Regions from separate parts of the Homo sapiens genome. Here region 2 is linked to region 1. A link is an interaction called in ENCODE POLR2A ChIA-PET data of the cell type or tissue named here. Cell type or tissue: A673. All regions are shown on one strand. Links, peaks and the distances in the headings refer to the core of each region. The heading gives the core; the rest is flanking DNA. Region 1 overlaps TGOLN2 (trans-golgi network protein 2). Region 2 overlaps TCF7L1 (transcription factor 7 like 1).

Evidence for each region. Peaks named below come from ENCODE experiments on the same cell type or tissue, not always from the same donor. Only the 100,000 strongest peaks of a DNase experiment are listed, where the experiment ranks them.
Region 2: POLR2A ChIA-PET joins it to region 1 with 9 read pairs; 3 of 35 experiments call an interaction of 5 or more read pairs at or near these places.

The regions. Positions count from the first base shown.
Region 1 is chr2:85,314,834-85,324,242 of GRCh38, forward strand. TGOLN2 (trans-golgi network protein 2) reads right to left here. Exons shown (of 4, transcript NM_006464.4): 4 at 3,194-7,908. The coding sequence ends at 7,903. Among named protein-coding and RNA genes, the nearest start is that of TGOLN2, 8.5 kb to the right of the region's middle. In A673, for the core only: no CTCF peak of the experiment used is centred there; no DNase peak of the experiment used is centred there; H3K27ac peaks cover 306 bases.
Region 2 is chr2:85,233,950-85,243,358 of GRCh38, forward strand. The region is part of intron 3 of TCF7L1 (transcription factor 7 like 1); the gene reads left to right. Among named protein-coding and RNA genes, the nearest start is that of TCF7L1-IT1, 52 kb to the left of the region's middle. RefSeq lists enhancers at 807-1,312, 3,843-4,348, 4,349-4,852. In A673, for the core only: a CTCF peak has its summit at 6,901; a DNase peak (open chromatin) is centred at 7,212; H3K27ac peaks cover 1,342 bases.

The DNA.
Region 1 (9,409 bases), core at 1,402-6,401:
CAGGGGAGGTGGAAGAATAGGAACCTGGGGCAGTGTCCTTCCCAGGCAGGAGGACACAGAAGAGCAGGCCCCTGCCAACATCAAGTTGAAACAGCTGTAAAAGTGGCCTGGGCACAAAGCTGGCAACTGAAGATAAGGCTCAGGACACAGCGAGCGGTCACCCTGAGGCTCTCCTGGGAGCAGGGAGTGGCTGTCTCCGGCCATGGTCCACAAAGGCACCAACCACTCCCCTTTGCAGGTGTGAAGCAGCAGCTGGGGACAGTTCAGCCCGGCTTAGGCATGACCTCTGTTTTCATCTGCCTGCGAGGCACCAAGGAGGACCTGCATCTGCCGTCCACCAACTACTATGTTTACTATGACACGGACATGGACCAGGCGTAAGGTGCACGTGTGTGTGTGGCCCGTGCCTCCCTGCTTGACTCAGAGAACGAGCAGAAGTTATGGAATGGGAGGAAGTAGGCAATTTCCAATTTGCACCTGGAAGTTTGTCACACCAAGGCTGTGGCTCAGCTTCACCCCTGTGGGGAGTCCCTAGGGACGAGCAGTCCTTGCAGTGGTTCTGGGGTTTTGAGGACAAAAGCCTGGAGATCGCACCACACTCTTGTCACACGCAGGATGGAGCGCTACATCTCCATGCCCAGGGAAGAGGCTGCGGAACACATCCCTCTTCTCTTCTTCGCTTTCCCATCAGCCAAGGATCCGACCTGGGAGGACCGATTCCCACGGGGGGCTGCACGTCCTGGGTGAGGGGGTGGAGGGAGGGGCCGGGCAGTAGTAATATCAGCTCTGATCCCCAGGCCGGTCCACCATGATCATGCTCATACCCAGCACCTACGAGTGGTTTGAGGAGTGGCAGGTGGAACTGAAGGGAAAGTAGGGCAGTGACTATGAGACCTTCAAAAACTTCTTTGTGGAAGCCTCTATGTCAGTGGTCCTGAAACTGTTCCCACAGCTGGAGGGGAAGGTAGGGGGTAAAGTATTTGGGGTGGTGACGGACCTCATGGTGCTATTTCTGCCCTTTCCTTGAGACAGGGGAATTGGGCCCCAAGACATGAGCCCCAGGGAAGGACAGGGCACCCAACCCCGGAGTCAGTGAATGGGAAAGAGTGGAAGAGGGAGGGGAGCCAGGATCTCACATGCCTGCCCCACCCTTTCTGCCCTCAGGTGGAGAGTGTGACTGCAGGATCCCCACTCACCAACCAGTTCTGGCTGCTCCCCGAGGTGTCTGCTACAGGGCTGACCATGACCTGGGCCGCCTGCACCCTCGTGTGATGGCCTTGAAGGCCCAGAGCCCCATCACCAACCTCTGACAGGTATACTCACTGCCCCATGTTGTCAGGACCTGAGACCCTGGGCCCCTGTCGCCCAACGTCCTCTGTTCCTGCCCTCAGGCCCTGCTGTCCCCTGCAGCCTCCCATCCCCTGAGCAGGGCTGCCTGGGCAGGCTGTGGCCCCTGTCTGATTGGAGCCAGCTCTGGGTGGCCCTCATGTGGAGGGAAGAGCACCAAGGCCCCACCCTCCCCTGGGCCTGCCTGGGTGCACACTCAGGGGCCTCTGCTCTTGCCTCCTAGGCCAGGGTATCTTCACCTGTGGACTGGTAGGGGCCCTGCAAGGTGCCCTGCTGTGCAGCAGCGCCATCCTGAAGTGGAACTTGTACTCAGACCTTAAGGATCTTGTCTCTAGGATCTGGGCACAGAAGAATTAGTTCCATCAGGGAGGAGTCAGAGGAATTTGCCCAATAGCTGGGGCATTAGTTCCTTGCACATATAAACCACTCTTATTTGGTTCTGATGCCTGAAGAGAGGCCTAGTTTAAATCACAATTCCGAATCTGGGGCAATGGAATCACTGTTTCCAGCTGGGGCAGGTGAGATCTTTCCACCTTCTATAATATGCCATCCCTACTAATAGGATATTGACTTGGATAGCTTGATGTCTCATGACGAGCGGCGCTCTGCATCCCTCACCCATGCCTCCTAACTCAGTGATCAAAGCGAATATTCCATCTGTGGACAGAACCCCTGGCAGTGTTGTCAGCTCAAGCTGGTGGGTTCAGTTCTGTCCTGAGGCTTCTGCTCTCATTCACTTAGTGCTACGCTGCACAGTTCTACACTGTCAAGGGAAAAGGGAGACTAATGAGGCTTAACTCAAAACCTGGGCATGGTTTTGGTTGCCATTCCATAGGTTTGGAGAGCTCTAGATCTCTTTTGTGCTGGGTTCAGTGGCTCTTCAGGGGACAGGAAATGCCTGTGTCTGGCCAGTGTGGTTCTGGAGCTTTGGGGTAACAGCAGGATCCATCAGTTAGTAGGGTGCATGTCAGACGATCATACCCAATTCATATGGAAGTCCCGGGTCTGTCTTCCTTATCATCGGGGTGGCATCTGGTTCTCGATGTGCCAGCATCAAGGCACCTTCAGGGAGCTCGGTACCCGAGCCTCAATCAAGCCTTATCCTCCAAATATGCAGGGAAAGGTGACACAGGGCAGGGAAGGGTGACGTCAGGAGTCAGGGCATCGACTGGTAAGATTACTTCATTGTGTTGAGGCAGGCTGCAGGGCATTCCACACAATGGCACAGCAGAGGACAGCACAGGGAGGCAACAGAGTGTTCCCAGCAATGGCCCAGCTACTGAAAGCAGGCAGCCAGGCTGGGAGGAGTCAGGTGGCAAGAGAGTTGGTCAGGAGCAGAACATGGAAAGCCAGAGAAAGTGTGCAAAGCCCAGAAATGGCATCTGCAATTTACTGGTACATGTGTGTGTTGGATGGAAGGTGAAGGAAGGCTCAAAAGGCATAAAAAGGACCTTTCACTTATGTTAAACTGACATGCCAAAGGTCTTATTGGAGTTCATCTTAATATAATATTAATAAATTTATTGGCCGAGCGTGGTGGCTTACACCTGTAATCCCAGCACTTTGGGAGGCCAAAGTGGGCGGATCACGAAGAAGAGATTGAGACCATCCTGGCCAACATGGTGAAACCCCGTCTCCACTAAAAATGCAAAAATTAGCTGGGCGTGGTGGCACGCACCTGTAGTCCCAGCTACTCGGGAGGCTGAGGCAGGAGAATCGCTTGAACCTGGGAGGCGGAGGTTGCAGTGAGCCAAGATCATACCACTGCACTCCAGCCTGGTGACAGAGCAAGACTCTGTCTCAAAAATAAAATAAAATAAATAAATAAATAAATGTATTAAATCCATTGCTTTAACATTTTGAAATTTATTTTGGTTTCTGTTCAACAAAACCAAACCACATTGGGATGGCATTTACAGAAGCTCAGAAAAACATTATGCACTGAAAAATACTTCTCATTAGACCACAACAAGCTTTAAAAAAATAAAATTAAGTAATTATAGTTAAGTTACAAAAAGCTGAAAGTATAAAACATTGTGGAAACAGTGACCATCTATTAACTGGGAAAACACAAAAGAAGAGAAACAATTTCAACCATTAATCATTTATCAAACATGAAGTCTGGTGCATTAAAGGAATATCTATCAGAGGGTGAGGGGCTGGCTTACTGGCAGTTTGACATACTATACAGCTCAGACCCAAACCCTTCACAGAGAGACTCTAAGTGTACATCTGACTTGCAGAACTAGACGAGTTGAGTCACTGTTAGCTCTGGATATACCGTTAAATTAAACCTCAAAATCTCTCCCCAGGACTCTTGCTCAAGCAAGTCACGCCAAATCCAACCTTCCTAACAGGGGTTTTCAGAAAATGGCCTGCAGAAGCACAGGATCTGGTGCCTCACAGTTTCCTCCATGCTGCAATGCTCTAGTTCTCATCACGCCCATAGCATCTGGCATCAGGTTACCCTGTACAGTCAACGGCCATAGAAGTCGCCAGCAGGGAAATTCCAGAGGTTTAGAATTCTATCAGCACATGTGTCACTGGAAGCCATCATGGGAGTACTATGTCAGAGCGTATGTAACTAGCTGTCAGGTCTTTCCCCGTTGCCTCAGCCTTTCTACACAGACTGGCCTTCAACTTCCCCTGAGTCCAGAAGTAGACTCTTTCAGCAACTCTATTCAGGAATCTGCAGCAGGAAAACTGCTTCCTCTATTAACATCTATGACTGAAGCACAGATGTGTCTAATAGAAATCACCCTTCACCCAAAAGCTGGGCGCAGAAAGGGAAGCCCTTAGCTGACTATAGGAGGTGCCTCTTGTGGCTCCACGTGCTTCTTACACACCACCCCCCAGCTTGAGCGATGCCTCAGCCAGCTCACCCTCATCCACACAATCGCTAGAAAACATGCTTCAAATATTCTATCTTTGAAAAGACACCATGCAGAAAATAAGCTTTCCTCTGATGTGCGGTATTTTCTTCAATGCTATTTCTTTCTTTTTTTTTTTTTTTTTTGAGACGGAGTCTCGCTCTATTGGCAGGTTGGAGTTCAGTGGCACGATCTCGGCTCACTGCAACCTCCGCCTCCCGGATTCAAGCAATTCTCCTGCCTCAGCCTATCTAGTAGCTGGGACTACAGGTGCACGTCACCATGCCCGGCTAATTTTTGTATTTTTATTAGAGACGGGGTTTCACCATGTTGGCCAGGATGGTCTCGATCTCTTGACCTCGTGATCCCCCCGCCTCGGCCTCCCAAAGCGCTGGGATTACAGGGGGAGCCACCGCGCCCGGCCTTTCTTCAGTGCAATTTCTAAAGAGAAACTTAAATCCTGTTGTATTCTTTCAACACAAGCAATGATACTTCTCAGAGTCTGCTCAAAAGCTCAGCTCTGTGGACTCCGTGACAAAATGTACGCGTCCACTGCCGACCCTCTTGGTTTCTGAAACCAACCTTTCTTCCTGCTCTCCTCTTTAAGAGCAAACCCCAACATGTATAAGGTCACAGCAAGTGGTAGCCAGGAAAAGCTGTGGGACCCCTCATTTGAGTCACATCCATATGGCATGGAGAAAGAAAACCTCTCTGCCAGAAGGAACTGAACTCTGGAAGTCCTAAGGAAGGTCACCATGATCAGCAGATAGGAAAGCATTGCCAAGGGCTGTCCCTCAAGAGCTTAGTTTTCTTAGGGAGACCAGAAAGACATCAGATCCTGACTGCCCTGTTTTGCTCAAGTTCTGAAATGAGTGGCATGATGAAGAGCTGGTGGAGCTGAGGGAAAGAGTCAACCATGTGGGGTGGGGTAGTGAGGAAGGTGTATGAGGAAACAAACTGGGCCCTGACGAAACAGGCGGATTGGGGAAGGAGAAAGAAGGAAGGGAGAGAAACCTAACCAAAGAAACATGGGAAGCTGGAAAGTCGAGGGCACAGCCGGAATAAAGGCACAGATGGGCACCCCACAGGAGGGGCCTTGGCCAGGTTGGGATGCAGAGAAAAACAGGCAGGAGGGTGTCAATCTATAGCATCCTGAACCCCAAAAGGTCTGTAACTGGATTCTCTAAGCCTTGAGAAGTTCACACCAAAGCTTCAGACCAGGGAAAATATTTTGGAAAGATCAGTCTTTCCAAGAGTGAGCTCCTTTCCAAGAAGCTGGACAGGAAACCCAATAAATGTGGATCTGAAAAAACAAAATCCAAGAGAGAAGCAAAATGGGCTGGGGGTGTGCAATAAGAGAAGCAAGGAAAATGGAAAGACTGTAGCTGAGGATCTTTTATTAAAAAAAAATGGATGGGACTTTGGTGATGAGAGAGAAAAAGGGCAAAAGTCTGCAGTTAGGAATTTAGGTGACCGAAGACTGTCCTAGACAGTTGGGAGGGACAGGCTGATGGACAGAAGAGAGAAATTCCTTTCAATGACAACCAAGCTGAACTATTCGATACCAGCAGAACTGGGTTCTTTAGGGATTAAGCCAAGACAAAGACTTGGGAATCACTCACTCCGAGGATGAAGAATGGGTTAATGGCTGAGGAGACAGTCAAAGGAATAGAGAGGCCTGGCTTTGAGGGCCTCTTCACCACCAGCACAAGATAAGGCAAAGGACCATTTGTCAGAGACACCAAGAAAGGGGAATTTCCATTTGGATGGTCAATAGTGTCCAGTTCTGCCAAGGACAAGACTAAGCTTTGAGAAAAAGCCATGGATTTGGTGATTGGATAACTGGTAACCTTTAGAAAAGTTTAGTTGACAGACAGAGACCGAAGTGAGTTAGTAAAAGTCATGAAGAGAATGAATGGCAACTTAAGGGAAGCAACATACTGGAGAAGTTGAGCAGCGGGATGAATAACAAATAGGACAGATGGGAACAGAAAAATCTGGGTGCATACGAAGGTGGATGGAAAGGAGCTGGTACAGATGGGCACAACCAGAAAACATGAGGAGGGGAAAGGAAGGGAAAAGGAAGGCAGGCAGGGAGAGAGACGTGAAATAGCCACAGTCTTAGGGGATGCTAGAGAAGCCTAGAAGATTCCTCAGGTTGGTGCAAAGTATTATAAGACTAACGCATCAGTACAGAGAATGACCCAAGAAGGGTAGGAGTTCATTCCTTACCTTCATAAAGTAGGCTATCCGCCAAGAATGAAAATGTCAACTCAAAGCTATGGGCTGTTTTAAGCAAGGTGGAAGATAATATAAGAAGCATGGTCCTTTCTTCAGACTTACTGCCTTGACAGCACAGAATTCATCTTATTTCCCTCATCTCCCAAGTTATTTGTATTTCCCTGAGATCAGCTCAGAAACAACTCTCTTTAGGCTCTCTACAATGCGGTAGAGCATGATTAGAAAAGATAAACCTTCAAACAATAGTGTTGTCCAAGACACTACCCTCACTTATCCCAGGGGAACCCACGGAATTTCTTCATTTGTATTAACTCCTGACATGGCATGGAAGAAGAATTTTTATCAAATACCCTTGGCATCTTATATCAGATTAAAGGACCATTAAATACACTGAGGTAAAATTGGCAGAGAGTATAGTTTCTATTAATAAATCTAAGTCTATTTTGTCTGTTTTAGGCAACAAAGGCAAAATGGACTTTGTGGGAAATGTATCTCATAAAAGCCCTTTGGAAAAACTGCAGACCAAAACCAAAACCCTCCTTCATGTTTTCTCGCATGAAACATAAACTTGCCCTATTTCAAAAAGTTCCTACTGAGTATGATTGTGTGAAAGATCACACTACTTCAAATCATATTTATTTTAAAAATCTGTGATGGGACAGTGGCCTCACTGCCAGGAAGCCCAAGTTCTGTTTTATGCTCGGTACAACTAAGTGGAAGTTGATTCACTTTGTCTCAAGCTACATAAAATAATCAGAAAATCAAGAAGATCTCATGCTAGACAGGTTAGACTTGCACCCAAAAAAGCATCTTTTTTTTTAACCTGCTGTTTTGGTTTGCTGCTGAAGTCTTTGAAGAGAATTATGTATTCAAAGTAGCTCTTTGCCCATTGGCATTTCCCCATCTTCTATGTCTTCTGTAGGGCACATCCCCCCCAAAGTAAGAGGCCTTAGTAGAAAAGCACTTCCACCTGCAGTTTTCCCCTAGGTCTGCAGAGAGAAACAGTGCAGAGTGCAATGCCACAGTCAAGGACCAACTTTCCTACAGAGCCCGGGCCCCAGGGAGGGTGGTCAGCAGCGCAGCCTGCCCAGGCTGGGATCTCCCTTTGGTCATAGCCGTGTTTCCATATACCCCTCCACTCACCCTCAGAGGAGGAACGGATGGAAGCCACCAGCATAAATAAAGGGAACACAGAAGAACAATGTCACCAAAGTGCAGGTGCAAAGCCCAAAGCAGCCCCCTACCTCTGCCAGCCCAGACCCGCCACTAAATTCTAGAGGAGGGTGTCTCTCAGGTCACAGTACTTTTTTCTTCATTTCTTTTGATTTAGAAACAAATCAGCAGGGAGGACAAGGTTCTCAAGGACAAAAAAATCAAAGCTGAAACGAGAGCAGCACAATCCATTGGTGACGTTCATCTTTTTCCAGAGGAATATACCATTCTGTTAGGACTTAGGGGAAAAAAGATCTTTTAGGAGGTGCAGGGAAAACATTCAGAATTAAGACATACTGACCCACCACCACAGAAACAGCAATTAATTAAAATAGCACACAAAATGATTTTTAAAGTTTGAAATGAAACCTAACACTAGAAAGATATACACTTGATGGAGAGAGAGGAATCCTGGCTTCTGCTTCATACTGTTCTGTACTGTTGTGAATTATTTACATGTGTTTTTTGTTGGTGGTGGTTTTCTTCTTTTTTGAGACGGAGTCTTGCTCTGTTGCCCAGGCTGGAGTGCAGTGGCATGATCTTGGCTCACTGCAACCTCTGCCTCCGAAGTTCAAGCGATTCTCCCACCTCGGCTTCCTCAGTAGTAGCTGGGATTACCATGCCCAGCTAATTTTTGTATTTTTAGTAGAGATGGTATTTCACCATGTTGGCCAGACTGATCTAGAACTCCTGACCTCAGGTGATCTGCCTCCCAAACTGTTGGGATTACAGGCGTGAACCACTATGCCCAGCCACATGTGTATTTTTTTAAAAATCATAAGCCATGTGTGGTGGCTCACGCCTGTAATCCCAGCACTCTGGGAGGCTGAGGTGGGTGGATCATTTGAGGTCAGCAGTTCAAGACCAGCCTGGCCAAAAGGGTGAAACCCCATCTCTACTAAAAATCTAAAAATTAGCTGGGCGTGGTGGTGGGCGCCTGTAATCCCACCTACTCGGGAGGCTGAAGAGGGAGAACTGCTTGAACCCGGGTGGTGGAGGTTGCAGTGAGCCAAGATTGTGCCACTGCACTCCAGCCTGGACGACACAGCAAGACTCCGTCTCAAAAACAAACAAACAAAAATCATAAAAGGGGGAAAACCCTTAAAGTCAATTATCTGAAAAGGCAGTAGTCCAGAGCTAAATTGTAAAGCTAGCCTACTGGACTAGTTAGCAAAGATATTCTGAGCTCAGTGGCTCGTTCTGTAGCTAATATTGAGTTGTGCAAGAGAATCGTGTTCCCTGCAGGAAGTCTGGGAACAATTCATAGTTGGGCCACCAATGGTTCTTTGCCAATGTCCTGGCTGTTGCTATGCTGAAAGCAGAAGGAAGGGTGCATGCTGGTAGCAACGCAGTGAGAGTACAGTCTTCCTGCTTAGACAGGTTGTCTTTAGAGAGACCCTTGCTTAGCTCTGCTGCCATGGGGTGGAAGGAGGGCTTATCTGTCTGACAGAGGAATGGATTGGCTGTACTCAGGAACTCCAGCCTACGGTGCTTAAGCCAGGCTGATGTGGGGAGTTGGAGGCCTATGTGCTTCCAGGCTCGTGTTTCCAGGGAGCACAGTCTAGCACTTTACCACACAAAGTGTGGATCCAGTGGCATTTGGTTTCACCTGGGAACTTCCTAAGAATGTAGACACAGGCCAGGCACGGTGGCTTATGCCTGTAATCTCAGCACTTTGGGAGGTCGAGGCGGGCGGATCACCTGAGGTTGGGAGTTCGAGACCAGCCTGACCAACATGG
Region 2 (9,409 bases), core at 2,942-7,941, 79 kb before region 1:
TTTATTCATTCATCTGCTGAAGAACATTTGGATTGTTTCTAGTGTGGGAAGATTATGTATATAACTGTTATAAATAGTCACGTAAAGTTTTTGTGTGAGAATATAATCTTCTAATAAGGCATTTCACTTTTCATCTCTCTTGTTCCACTCTGCTTTTTTCATTTCTTTTCTTTTTTCTTTTCTTTTTTTTTTTTTTTTTTTTTTCGAGATGGAGCCTCGCTCTTTCGCCAGGCTGGAGTGCAGTGGCATGATCTCAGCTCACTGCAACCTCTGCCTCCCAGGTTCAGGCGATTCTCCTGCCTCAGCCTCTCGAGTAGCTGGGAATACAGGCACCTGCCAACACGCTCAGCTAATTTTTGTATTTTTAGTAGAGATGGGTTTTCACCATGTTGGCCAGGATGGTCTCGATCTCTTGACCTTGTGGTCCACCCACCTCGGCCTCCCAAAGTGCTGGGATTACATGTGTGAGGCACCACACCTGGCCATTCCACTCTGATTTTAAAGGTTGTGGAAATTTTGGTAGAAACTCTGCCTGGTAAGTTACAGATGGTACTGCATCTTTTGAAGGAATGCCCCCATTCTTTCAAAAGATTGATTTCACGAATTCCCAAACATATGCCAAAGAATTTCTCACCTCTTGAGAAGTCTTGGACCACATTCCCCATCTGCTGGAATTTATGTTCTGCCCGAAGTGGATCGCCTACTTAACTTTTAATTTTTTGTCTGTGGGTTGATACCTTTCTAAATCACAAAATCACCATGATGCTAAGCAAAAGATGAAGACGCTAAAGGTGGTGAGGTCCAGGAAACTCAGAATAGGGCTTTGTCGTCTCATGGACACATGGGAAGAAAGGTGAGGTCAGCTTGAGTGTGCAGATGTTGGCATCATTGAAGGTGAAAGGGTGGCTTGGATTGCAGAGGCTCTGCAGGAGAGGGTTGCTGGGGATGGGCCGAGGTTTGGGGATTTAACTTGTTTCTGAAGGGTGTTCTCAAATCCTGCTCTGGATAATTCCCCAACTACCATTTAATCAGCTCCATTAAACCCTGCCCTGTCTAGCGCACTGTGCTCCAGACAGGGCTCTCCTGGGCTCCCAGTAATAGCTCAATTGTGTGTAAGTGGCTGTGAAGAGGCTCTGTGTGCTGGATGAATAGGCCTCATCTCCATGGAAACCAGAGCTTACTGAGGGGCTGACCTCTGACCCACTTGTTGCCACCATACTGTTAACCACTGGTACCTCTTGGGTGGAGAAAGAAAGCAAGGAAATGGCTGTCAGAATTGTTTTCATTTTCCCTTAGTTTAGGCCTGGGTCCCCACTAAGTACAAATAACACGCTCATATTAATCCAAAGCACTTGGATGTGAGTTTGGCTTCATTATGGACTTTGTCTGTCCCTACCCTGTCTCCCCGAAGCCATTTCTTTATCCTACAATCTAGGATGCAGTGGAGTGAGCAGGGTTGGTTTATCACCACCCTCTGGGGATGCTGGGAATGTGGTTCCTAAGGGGCAGTGTGGAAAAGAGGAAGGCCCCGTGCTGGGAGCCCCACCCCCTAGGCTCAGGGCTGGCTCCCTTGTGGTGTGACCATGGGCACATTTCCTCATCTGTACCATGGAGCTAATCCCTACCTGCAGCCCAGAAGCCTCGCGGAGCTCAACTAGGAAGAGGCAGCCAATGTGTTATACCTGTGACGCTCTCCACTAGCCAAGGCATTAGGATCTTAAGGGCAAGGGCAAAACAGGTACCTTTTTAGCAATGACATAAATAAAAACTTGGCTACACCTTATAAGGGGCCAGGTGCGGTGTGGCTCATGCCTGTAATCCCAACACTTTGGGAGGCCAAGGTGGGAGCACTGCTTGAGCCCAGGCATTCAAGATCAGCCTAGGTAACATAGGGAAAGTCTGTCTCTACCAGAAATAAAAACCCACCAGGCTGGGTACTGTGGCTCATGATTGTAATCCCAGCACTTTGAGAGGCGGAGGCAAGAGGATCGCTTGAGCCCAGGAGTTCAAGACCAGCTAAGCAATATAGTGAGACCTCGCCTCTACAAAAAAAATCAAAAAATTAGCCAGGCATGGTGGCATGCCCTCAGCTACTTGGGGAGCTGAGGTGAGAGGATTGCCTGAGCCCTGGAGGTCAAGGCTGCAGTGAGCTGTGATTGCACTGCTGCACCCCAGCCTGGGTGACAGAGCAAGACCTTGTCTCAAACCACGCCATCCCCCCCCCAAAAAAAACCCAACCTTGAGACTCATGCCAAGATGGCTTTAACAACCCTGAAGTGAGTTATTCACTCAAGCCCGGTCTGTATCAGTGAGTATTTCAGACCCTATGGCACTCTGTCCATACAGGCAGATTTTTCTGGACTCTGTTCTTTGCTTTGAGATGACCTGGGTCACCATGGTTGTCCTGGACTCCAGGAGACATCACAGGCAAAATCAGGTCCATACTTCCCCCGTTTGTCTGCAGAGAGGCCTCTGGTGTGGGTCAGATCCAGGGGCTTTCCTTCTATGTTTGCAGCTGGAGGCCTCTGGATGCAATTGTGTGAACCCCCTGGTGTGTCCCTGGAGCCCCAGAATGTAAGAATGAATTTTCAAGAGAAAGGTGAGAGACAGGTGCTGGGCTTGTCAGATTTCTGGCTGGGAGGCATCCCATAAGGTAAGTCAGGTAATTTCTTGGAAAGAGAGCCTTGCCGGGGATCAGTTATATGTATCTACCCATGTATCATGCTCTGGGGGCTGTGTTGGGGGCAGGGGCAACATAAGAGGTAAACAGAGTCCCAAGTCTGAGCTCCTGGGAGAAAGTCAGAATGCAAAGTAACAATTTCATTTTAGAGGAGCGTCAAAAGTCTCATGGCTTTCTAGGAATTGCCGAGTAATAGGAACCAGGAGGAGAGAAGGAGGGACTGCAGGGTCATTTGCAGTGACTGAGATTTCCAAATGCTTTGTTCCCTAAACCTGTCTACCACCACGGGGCGAGGGCATCAGCTCTTTGCATCCCTCAGACCCCAGGTCACTGTCGTAAGCTCTTTTCTTGGAACTCTGATCTCAGATAACCTGCATTAGTCTGAAATAGGATGCTGAGATACCACCATAGGCTCAGGAGAGGTGCTTTTTAGACCTTTCTGGTTGGGTTTTCCCATCTGCCCTGAAGTATGGTCCAGGAGGTGGTGATCATTTGGAGCACGTCTTAGGACTGGAGAGGCCCAAAATACCTTCAAGCCTTTTGTTATAGTTCTAAGGTATTTGTTAGAACTCCTGGACAGTTTGTCTAGTGGTTTGTTGTGTTTTTTAAAATTTCCAGCAACTTGCCCACACACTTGGCCAAGCTTTGGACTGAGAAGGATGCAGTGGTGCAATCACAGCTCACAGTTATAACAAGGATCCTTCACTGGATCCTTGTTATAACTGTGGCCCCTGATTGGAGCCCTGGTGACTCCGAGGTCTGCAGTGCAGCCCCCTCTCAGCCTGTCGCTTGCTGTCTGGGGCTTCCACAGTGTGGAGCAGCTGCTCCTTTCCTGGGCTACAGGAAGGCTATGTACAACCTGCACAGGCATCCACAGGATCACTCACTCTAAGTGGTTCAACATGCTTTTCCATCCTCAGAAAATGTCACTATCCATGTACCAACTATTTACAGGAGATTGGGTTGGGGGCAGTGTTCCCTCTGCCCCAAGTTGTGGGGAGCCAGAAATACACATATATTAACCCTGGGCTTGGAGAGTGGAGAAGAGAGCATCTCTTCATTCTGCAGCTGTGTAAACAGTGGGGTTGGGGGGTGGGTTGCAAAGCTAAGGATAATGGGGGAGGGAGGAGGGGCATGAAGAAGGAGGGAGGGGGCTGGTGGGGGGCTGCCAAATCAGGCAGGGTCAGGGAGGAGAGGGTAAGAACAGGAGGCCTAAAGCGGGGTTCGCGGGCTCCCTGGCTCTTCACATATGGAGGACATGCCTCCGCAGAAGCGGGAGGCATGCAAGCAAAGTGTGAGCGGACAAAGAGGAAAGTGACGCAGGGGGAAGGTGATGCGGGCAGGACCCAACAGGTGGTGGCATTCCAGGCGAAGGAGGCTTCCGCCCTGGGCCGCCAGGGTCAGTGGGAGGAAAGGCTCTCCCTGCCTGGCTCAGTTGAAGCAGATGATTATTAGGTTCCTGCTGTATACCCAGAGCAGCCCTGGCGCAGTGGCAGCGAGCGAGGGAGGTGGAGATTCAGTTGTGTAAGACATAGGCACTATTCACTAACAGTCCATAAGTGCATGGGGAAGAAAGGCCAGCACACAGACGACTCCAGGCTTCGGCACTTTGTGTCCTGTGAAGGGTTTTGGAGGAAGGGGAGGAGCCCCGAAGTCAGGGCAGGCAGCGGGAGGCGGGCTTAGGAGCTTCAGCTGGGGCAGGGAAGGCCGTTCTCCAGGTACTGGGGGAAGGGCACAAGCAAACAGAGACACGGAGCCTTCAGCTGCCTTATCTGCAAGGAAGATGACTACTCTTTTGGGGGGATTCAGAGCAGCATCTTATCCGGCACATGGCACCCGTGGTAGGAACTGAGTCATCCCGCACAGCCGGGGCCGTGATTCCTTCATTGATTCTTCCTTCAACGCTTCCTTATGGATTGCCTTCTGCCTCCAGTCACTGTCCTAGGAGCTGAGGATGGGGCAGAAAACCACACAGGCAAAGTCTATGCCCTCATGGATATCACATTCTGCTGGGGGGAAACAGAGAGTGAACAGATGGAAACACCCAGACAGTAATGATACACCATACAGAGGACTGCGCAGCACAGTGGGGTAGTATCTGAGGGGCTACTTTAGGTTGGATGGACAGGGAACAATCTTTTGGAGCATTTTATTTATTTATTTATTTATTTATTTATTTATTTATTTATTTATTTATTTATTTTTCTTGAGACAGGGTCTTACTCTGTCGCCCAGACTGGAGTGTCGTGGCGCAATTTCCACTCACTGCTGACTCCGCCTCCCGAGGTCAAGCAGTTCTTCTGCCTGAGCCTTCCAAGTAGCTGGGACTACAGGCGTGATCCACCACCACACCGACTAATTTTTGTATTTTTAGTAGAGATGGAGTTTCATCATGTTGGCCAAACTGGTATTGGAGCATTTTAAACAGGGGTCCAGGGGTATGACTAAATCTGATATAAAATTTAACGTAATTCCTTAACTGTGTAGAATTTAACTGTGTAGAAAAGAGATGGAAGGAAGGGTTAAGAGTTGGGTCCCTGTTTTGGAGATGTATATACCCCACTTCCCTCACTGGACCAGCCCGCCAGGCTGAGGCTCCCCCTGCAGTCCCTGTATGCTCCTTCCTATGCAGTCGGAGGCCTTCCCTGTGGTCCTTTGCCCTGCTTCTCTGCTGCTGTGAGGGTTGCTCCCTGCCCTCCAGACCCCTCCCTGCCCTGCCACGGACACAGACCCCAGGCAGCATCCCTCCCCCTCATGCTGGGCACAGTGTGGACTGTTTCTCCTCTATGTGCAAACTCATCACAGTGTGGACTGTTTCTCCTCTATGTGCAAACTCTTCCCAACCCATCATGCCCTGGAAGATGCCATGCCCCCAAACGCAGTGGGAGCAGTGGATTTGGCCCAGGTCTGTCCCTGGCCTGCTGGATGACTTTGCACCAATCTCTCCAGGGTGGTACTGTCCAATAAAAATGAAATATAAGCTGAAGCAGTAATTTTAAATTTTCATGTAGCCACATTAAAAGAGAATGAAGATCGGGCGCAGTGGCTCATGCCTGTAATCCAGGCACCTTGGGAGGCTGAGACAGGCAGATCACTTGAGGTCAGGAGTTCGAGACCAGCTTGACCAACATGATGAAACCCCATCTCTACTAAAAATACAAAAAATTTAGCCGGGCATGGTGGCACGCACCTGTTAATCCCACCCACTGGGGAGGATGAGGCAGGAGAATCACTTGAACCTGGGAGGCAGAGGTTGCAATGAGCCAAGATCGCGCCACTGCACTCCAGCCTGGGCAACAGAGCGAGACTCCATCTAAAAAAAAAAAAAAAAACAAAAAAAAAACAAGAATGAAAAGGAAGCAAGTAAATTAATTTTAATAGTATATCTTATGTAACCCAATTCATCAACAGTATTAGCATTTCAACATGTAATCAATTTAAAGACTGATTACTGAGACGTTGGATGTTCTTTTCTCGTACTGAGTGTTCCGTGTGTGTTTCCTGTGGCCTGCATGCCATTTCCAGGGCTCCATAGCCACATGTGGCAAGTGGCCACTGCACTGCATGGACCACGTTGCACAGAGCAGCTCTGGGAGCCTCCCTTTCCTCCTCTGCACAATGGAGATGATTATGTCCCTGCACCTCCCTCTCTCACAAGGCTGTTGTGAACACAGAGGAAGCCGGGGGACTGCTGTGGAGATGAAGGATGTTTTAAACCTCAGGCTGTCATCGCAGAGGGTGTGGATGGCAAACCGGAGAGGAGTCAAAGGGCTGATATGGGAACTTCCCTCCTGTTTCTAACAGTTCCCGTGTTAGAGGTGAAGGAGATAACTGAGAAACACACAGATGATAAAACCATTGGCTGGGCATGGTGGCTCACACCTGTAATCCCAGCACTTTGGGAGGCCAAGGTGGGTGGATCGCCTGAGGTCAGGAGTTTAAGACCAGGCTGGCCAACATGGCCAAACCCCATCTCTACTAAAAATACAAAAAAAAAAAAAAAATTAGCTGGACATGGTGGCGAGTGCCTGTAATCCCAGCTACTCTGAGGCAGGAGAATCGCTTGAACCCAGGCGGCAGAGGTTGCAGTGAGCCAAGATCACACCAGTGCACTCCAGCCTGGGCAACAGAGCAAGACTCTTGCCTCAAAAAAAAAAAAAAAAAAATCAGTTGCCTGAAATAGTGCTTGTACTTACAGATTAAGTCACCAAGGGGCAGAATTTTGTGCCTGCTGAAATTTGAAAAAATAGTCTTGCAGCCAAAAGAGAGAAAAATGTGTTTCTTTCCTAAACTATGGTAATAGTAAAAGTATGTGATGCTTTTTGTTAAGTTTTATTTTAATGGAAATATTAAATCTGTGCCTTTTGTTTTTGTTTTTAAGGAAATGGAGAAAGGAAGGAAGCTGGAGGGTTTAAATTCATTATGCTAGCTTTAGATTCTGCAAAATCAGGAAATCAGAAAGTACAAGTTCTCAGAGTTAGTGACATTTAACTCAATTGGGAAGGGCCCGCCCAAGGTCACCCTTTTAAAGGGTTTGTCTTCCTTTTCAACATTTTTTACACAGCATGTCTTTTGGAGCTCAGCAGTTTTTGCTCTCTTTCTTTCTCAGTGTGGGAACAGAAGTTGGCACACGAGTATTTTCCTCATTTGACTCTTGAAATGCCCTGTCCTCAGTGCCTTCTACATGGTGGTGCACAGTAGAAGTTTGTTGACTGACTCATTGAGTCTAGAGGATGGGAGCAGGGGAACAGCAGGGAAGAGCCTCTTTGCACTCTTTGATCCAGAGGACTGGATGCACTTTGTTTTTGTTTTTTTTTTTTTTTTTTTTTTTTTTTTGAGATGGAGTTTCACTCTTGTTGCTTAGGTGAATGCAATGGCACCATCTTGGCTCACTGCAACCTCTGCCTCCCGGGTTCAAGCGATTCTCCTGCCTTAGCCTCCTGACAGCTAGGATTACAGGTGCCCGCCACCATGCCCAGCTAATTTTATATTTTTAGTAGAGACAGGGTTTCACCATGTTGGTCAGGTTGGTCTCGAACTCCTGACCTCAGGTGATCTGCCCACCTTGGCCTCCTAAAGTGCTGGGATTATAGGCATGAGCCATCGGGCCCAACCTGGGTACACTTTCAAGCAGTCCTTGTTCATGCATGATAATTCAGGCCCCAGATATATTTTTATTTTATTGACTTCCTTAGAAACTTAAAAAAAGAAATTAAATACAGCCACTGTTTATTTTTAGTATTTTAACTAAACTGTCTGTTGGACTCTATTTGTATTTCCTTAGGACCTGGATAACTCCGTGAGTCCAGGAATAGTTTGCTTTTTGGTAAATATTCCTTTCAGGTTTCTCTTTGCTTGCTTGCTTTTTTTTTGGGCGGAGGGGGGCGGTGGTGCGGGGGGGCAAGAATAGATTTTTGAATCATGAGAACCTAAAAACATCTGTAAGTCTAAGGGACCATCTTAAAGAAGCCAGTGAGAACTTCTTCTATTATCTGGATCACTTAAAATCAAACCAAGCATTTACCTACAAGGCCCCAGGGGCTCTGACATTTGTGATCTCATAATTCTTCCATTGATACCATGAGGCTGGAAACCCTATGGTTGCTGGCTTCCCTGGGTCACTTGGCTGCCTCTGGGCTGCCAACATAGAACCCACGTCACATAAAGCCCCGGCCCAAGTAAAATGCCAACATCCAGGCCAAATCCACACTTTTCCATTTGTGAACATGTCGCGCTTAAGAATTACCTCCCTTCTTTCTGGGATGGCTCAAATAATGGAAGGAATGGTCCTCCATCACCTTGAGGTTTTGTCAGCTTGACGTCCTCATCCAAGCCTGACCACAGCCGTTATGACAGCATGAATGCAAACACCACCTCTCCTGACCTAGACGCTGCACCCGGCTGTGCCCGCTTCTGCTGTAGGGAGAGTCAGTGAGGTCCATCTGCAGCCTTCCTCCTTTTCCTTGAATGGGGCTTGGCATTGAGGTTTGTGCACACCCTGTATAGAAGGCAAATGTTGAGGCCAGCCTTGTCCCCAGGCTCAGTCTTCCTGAAGACTTTGTCACTCCTGCTCACAGCACCCACTTTCTCCCCTTCCACACGGGATGTGTTGCTTCCTCCTGTTTCTTCTCTTTGCAGATCTCCAGTTTTCTGTCTCCTTCAAGAAATCTCCCCAGGGCCTCTATATCCCCTTTTCTCTGCCTCCCTATTGAAGCAGATGTTTTACCTCAGCCTTTCCTAGTACACTGTACTGTTTTAAAAACTATTGAATGAAAGGGCATGTTTTCCTTTCCTTTCCCCATTTAGATTACACACCTCTGGCAGTGGGGCCTCCAGCAAGTCTTAAAGATCTCGACGCACCGACATCTTGGCACATAGTAGTTAACAATAAGTAACTGTTCAATTGGCTTCTAGTTGAACCTCATATGTCTTGGTTAACATGTGCAGGATTGGTAGGCATTCAGCCCCAATTATTCCGCCCTTAACTCATTTTTGCAGTTTATTAATAATCAGTTGGCACGCAGTTTCGAAAGAACTAATTCTGTAATAACATGTTATGGCTACTCCTCGGCGCCATTACATGCCTGAGGTCCCTTGCTGTCCCTTTGTGTTTTTGATGAAAGGTAACAGCCTGGTGTTCCCAGCCGTCACCCAGAGGTGGGAGCAGATCCGGCTGCTGCAGCTTATTGCTAGGAATGGGTGAGGCTGAGTGGAAGCTTTAGTAACTCA